Regions from separate parts of the Homo sapiens genome. Here region 2 is linked to region 1. Evidence: chromatin loops called from intact Hi-C (ENCODE). Cell type or tissue: A673. All regions are shown on one strand. Each heading gives the region's core, and the rest is flanking DNA. Links, peaks and the distances in the headings are about the cores only.

Evidence for each region. Peaks named below come from ENCODE experiments on the same cell type or tissue, not always from the same donor. Only the 100,000 strongest peaks of a DNase experiment are listed, where the experiment ranks them.
Region 2: it touches region 1 in a loop (1.9-fold over the local background); 2 of 110 quality-filtered maps call a loop at or near these places.

The regions. Positions count from the first base shown.
Region 1 is chr11:27,484,549-27,487,364 of GRCh38, forward strand. No RefSeq gene overlaps it. Among named protein-coding and RNA genes, the nearest start is that of LGR4, 13 kb to the left of the region's middle. In A673, for the core only: a CTCF peak has its summit at 1,558 (motif pointing left); a DNase peak (open chromatin) is centred at 1,553.
Region 2 is chr11:26,648,456-26,651,271 of GRCh38, forward strand. The region is part of intron 24 of ANO3 (anoctamin 3); the gene reads left to right. Among named protein-coding and RNA genes, the nearest start is that of SLC5A12, 72 kb to the right of the region's middle. In A673, for the core only: CTCF peaks have their summits at 1,525 (motif pointing left) and 1,728; a DNase peak (open chromatin) is centred at 1,516; H3K27me3 peaks cover 1,525 bases.

The DNA of each region.
Region 1 (2,816 bases), core at 310-2,809:
GCCTCCCGAGTAGCTGGGATTACAGGTGCCCGCCACCATGCCCGGCTAATTTTTGTATTTTTAGTAGCGACAGGGTTTCACCATGTTGGCCAGGCTGCTCTTGAACTCCTGACCTCGTGATCTACCTGCCTCGGCCTCCCAAAGTGCAGGGATTACAGGTGTGAGCCACTGCACCTGGCAGTTTAGTTTTAAAATTACAGTTAATATTTAAAAAAAATGTTTTTAGGCTGGGCATGGTGACTCAGGCCTGTAATCCCAGCACTTTGGGCAGCCGAGGCAGGTGGATTACTTGAGGCCAGGAGTTTGAGACCAGCCTGGCCAACACAGCGAAACCCTGTCACTACTAAAAATACAAAAAATAGCTGGGTATGGTGGTGCATGCCTGTAATCTCAGCTATTTGGGAAGCTCAGGCACCAGAATCACTTGAACCCAGGAGGCAGAGGTTACAGTGAGCTGAGATCATGCCACTGCACTCCAGCCTGGGTGACGGAGACTCTTGTCTCCAAAAAAGTTTCTAAAGGTTTAGGATATACTAAATAATATACGTATACTGCCTCTTCTATTATACTTTTGGTGTTTTCTTTGACCTACACTGTATCAGCATTTTCAGGAAACAATATGAAACAATTATAATTTCCCATTAAATGTCTCTCTATATATGTATACATATGCATATATATATATAAAATGATAATTAGCAGGGTGTGGTGGCCTGCACCTATAGTCCCAGCTACTCAGGAGGCTGAGGTGGGAGGTCACGTGAGCCCGGGAGGTTGAGGTTACAGTGAGCCATGATGACACCATTGCACTCCAGCCTGGACGACAAAAAAAGACACTGTTTCCAAAAAAAAAAAAAAAATCCTCAGAAATAGAAGAAACTTTGGGGATATGTGCTAAATCCTCTCATTTAATAGTGTGAAATCAGACCCACAGAGGATAACCAAATTACCCAAGGCCACAACATACCTAGTTATAGACAGAACTGGAGCTAATATCTAGGTCAACTGCTCTTTCTACTCTGTACTCGGTTTAATTTTTATTTTAAATTTTCACGGAAAAGAACATTTTTGACAAGTTTATTGTCACACACAACAAGTTAATCGCAATGATTCCGATGGTCTCCAGTTTATTTAAAAGAAGCTGCCACATCCCCTATGAAATTACTTTTCTCAAACATCCTGTGAGGGGTGAAGACACGTAAGAGAAGCAAAGCCAAAGATAATTTCCAGTCATCTAAAGTTGTTTATATTTAGTAGAAGGACCGAAAAAGCAGTATTAAATACACCACCCCACCACCTTCCCAAACCTTTATACTAAGTGGTAGATGACTATTCATGTAGTTTGGTATTTTACATGTTTGTTTTATTTAGGGTTTATTTGGGAGGAGTTGTTTCTCCACATTTACAAAGCTTTGAATTTTATAAAATACATTTCAATTTAAATTTTGAATTAAAAAGAAAAGATGGAGTACATTTTAAATCTTTGGTCTGAGCTTCAGTTAGCAAGAACTGCTAGAAAATTCTAAAATAGAAACAATAGCACTTTGGCGTCACCTTGTGGTCAAATGTGAAAAGGTAGGAGAAAAGGATTATGCATATAGCATAATAAATTTGTGAGGAGTTATTTGTATTTACAGAAGGCAATGGGGGGAAAAGTGTGTGTGTGTGTGTATGTGTGTGTGTCTGTGTGATTAAGTCCTTCCCTCCTTAGCTTTAAAAGAAAAATATCATATTATAAATTCCAATACTGCCAATATTTGCAACAAAGGTTTAATTTTGTTTGCAGCCATTCTATTTTATAATTATGGATAGGTTCATGTGTTTGCCTGGATGCAGGGATACCATCCTTTCTAGCTTTTATCATGTGAGTGATCACTCCTACCCGCTTCCACCCTTGGTAAAATTGACTCCATGGGAGTGGAGTGGCATCTGACTGGTAATCTGAGAGGCAACAGGCCCTTATCCTAGCCACTCCTAGAGAGGGGGCAACCTCTGCCCCTGCGGGATGGGCACCATCAGAGTTCAGTCCCGACCATGCCCATTCCATGCCTGAAAATTGGCCAGACTGAGCCCCCCAGCCACAGGCTTCTCTGAGAAGTTTTCTCTGGCCAGTTTTCAGAATGCCCATTTTCTTCTCAGGCCTCAGGTACATGCCCCTGCCCAGCCTTGAGCAGAGTGTCAGCTCTGTGAGAGCAAGAGCTTTGTTTTGTTCTCCACAGAATTCCCAGCCCCTAACTGTGGCTGGCAAATAGTGGACATCCGACAAACATTTGTGGTCAGTATAAATTAATAAATAATAAAGCTCATATTCTGGCCCTCATCTGCCACTCATTTATTTCCTACTGTACCTAGAACCCAAGTGGGGAAGGGAGATACTCTTTATTGGTCCCTGTCAAAAACCCCGATTTCCCAGATAGTCCGAGAGTGGCTTCTTCAGTTCACGCCATTCAGGTCTCTTTAAATGTCATCTCAGATGTCCTTTCCTGTCCTATCAAAAATAACACCACAGTCTTCTTTCAAATTGTTTCTTCTGTGAACAAATATTGTTTACTATGTGGTAGGTGCTGTTCTCCGCTCTAAATACACAACAGAAAACTAAACAGGGGCCTGCCTGCCCTCAACAAGTTTATAATCTTGAGGAGGGAGTAGCCAAAATTGACAAATATATAGCAATAGAGGGCAAAGGAGGTTCCAGGTAGAGAGAACCGCAAGTGTGAAGGCCTGTCCTGTTGGAGACACTTGGAGACAGAGAGGGAAAAAGTGTATGAGTGAAGGCTGGGGAGGGAAGCAGAAGCTGGATTATGCAGGGCTTGGTG
Region 2 (2,816 bases), core at 80-2,579, 840 kb before region 1:
GAGGGCAGAGGGCTGTCTTGTACATTGCAGGATGTTTAGCAGCACCCTTGGTCACCACCCGGTAGATACCAATAGTAACCTCACTATTCCCCAAGTTGTGGCAACCATAATTATCTCTGGGCATTGCCAGATGTCCTCTGGGGGACAAAATGACCCAGTTTAGAACCACTGCTTTAGGTGATACAGGTTTTCTCAGCTCTTTCCTTACTTAAATAAGGTATTGGGGGAAAAATGTAAGAGGGCATTGGATTTGAGGAACGGAGAGGAGTTGGAGGCACATGAAACAGAGCTGTAGCTGGAGATCAGCCTTAGGTGTGGAAGAAGCGACAGGAGAAGCTGCTTCTCCTGCTTCCTTCAGGAGTAGCTTTGGGTGTGCAGCTGATCCGGATGCAGGGCATGTGCCACAACAGGATGAGCCCTGGAATAGGAGGAAATGCACTGTTAACTCTGCTGAGGAACTGACGTTTTCTCAGATCAATGAAATACCTTTCTGGATATAAATGTCTCAGTTGTTTCAGATAGGTGATAAAGGGATGGATATTTCCTTTATGTATTGCATATCGTGGGGTCTTGTCAAAGGATTTTAACTTGAAGCCGGACATTTTAGGTTCGAGTTGTAACTTTGCCTTTTTTTAAAATTTTATAATAAATTGTCTACTTTATTTTAGAGATAATTGAAAATACAGAAGAATAAAAGGCCATAAAAACCCTAGCAAAAACAAAACGAGACTATAATTCCATTCCAGAAATACATATTACTAATATTTTGAACCCATCTTTTCAGATGTATTCTATTCATGTACACATTTTAAAGGTATATAACAGTAGAATCTGACTTTTTTGATAATCTGTTCTTAATTATTTCTGCCCTTAACAATATAGAATGAGTAAATATTAAACTTCTGTAGTTTTAAACTTAGACATGCTTATCCTGTATTCTGCTTTTTAGTAAAAGGCATGTCATTAATCTGGACCTAGTTGGTTCATAATAAGAAATGTTCGGCCGGGCGCGGTGGCTCACGCCTGTAATCCCAGCACTTTGGGAGGCCTAGGTGGGCAGATCGCAAGGTCAGGAATTCCAGACCAGGCTGGCCAACATGGTGAAACCCCCTCACTACTAAAAATACAAAAATTAGCTGGGCGTGGTGGCGGGCGCCTGTAATCCCAGCTACTCGGGTGGCTGAGGTAGGAGAATCGTTTGAACCCGAGAGGCGGAGGTTGCAGTGAGCCAAGACCGCGCCATTGCACTCCAGCCTGGACGACAGGGCAAAATTTCGTCTCAAAAAAAAAATATATATTCATAGCCCTTATGATTAAGAAGTGGTGTCTGAAATAAGATCTTATGAACTCTAAAGCACAATTTAAGTGTAAGAGGGATTTCGTATTAGTAGTTTTAAAAACCCTGTTTTTTCTTAGTTCAAAATAATCTAGAAGCAGATGTTAAGGATTTAAAATATACAGGCTTGTTAGGGAGCCCTCTTCCATAGCATTATTTGCCAGTGTCTTCACTGCCACCTAGTGGCAGGTGAAAATGAGATTGACTGGGTATCTAGCACTCTGCGTTTATGTAGATAGCGCCTGCCTTTCGTGTAGATAGCGCCCGACATCTCCATATTCATCGGTTAGGAATATAGACTAATTTCAAGCAAAGATGTGGAGGGCTTATGTTACAGTGACACCACACATTCAGAGGAGCACCCTGTTTATTTTCCATGTATGCTTAGCAGCTAAATTGGCATAGATTCATTCAGATTGGAAATTTTCGGAGCAAGGTGGCGGAAGAAGATGACAGTGGGAGGGGAGGATATTGGCAAAAGAGTAGGTGAAATGATAAATTATTTGTTCTAGTATGGACAACGAATGGAGTGAAGCCAGCATAGCTCTGTAATTAAGAATTCAAGGTTTAGAATCAGATAGATGCGTGTTTGAATCTAGGTTCCGAGGGCAGTCCTTCTTAACATGTGGTCTGCAGATCTCCTTCAGGGGTCCATGAAGTCGATGCGATTTTTATACTGAAATTAAGATATCATTTGCCCTTTTCATATATTGACATTTTCCCTAGTGATCCAAAAATATTGGTGAATAAAGTTTCTGGTAGTTTTGCATAACTAAAGGCAGTGGCACCAAACAGTATTGCTAGTGATTGTATTCCTCACCATAATTTGGCCAACATAAAAAATTTCAGTAAGAAGTTCAGTGTGTCCTCAGTGAAGCAGCAATAATTATTGATTTAATAAAATCTCCACTATTGAATAGATGCCTTTTAAATATTCTATGTGACAAAATAGGAAGTGTGCATAAACCACTTTCTGCTGAATGCCAAAGCGTAATGGTCGTCTCAAAGAAAAAAAATACTCATGTGATCGTTGGAGTTACAAACTGAGCAAACTTTTTTCCAACATGAAATAATGATTGCCAGACAAACTATGATTATTCAGACTTGGATACTTAGCAGTCTTTTACAGAATGCTCACTACTAGCTTGTCATTTTAAAGAAAATAATTGCTATATTTATTGCCATTGAAAAAGTTCAAGCACTGAAGTGAAAGTTAAGAATTTTGGATAACTTTTGTTTACCACTTTGAGCCTAAAAGCTTCCCAATTTTTTTTCTGATAAAAATAAATGGTGATATTAACAATTGTGAGTTTTTTCATGATCTATAGTAAAAAATATGTCAATATTTGGAAGAGCTGCATGGTTCCAGGAACTAATTTTCCAAATAACCCATATTTGATGTTATAAAATCATGAATGAATAAAAGATGAATTTAAAATGCAAGTTAGACTTAGGGATTTTAATGTAACAGAATGAAAAC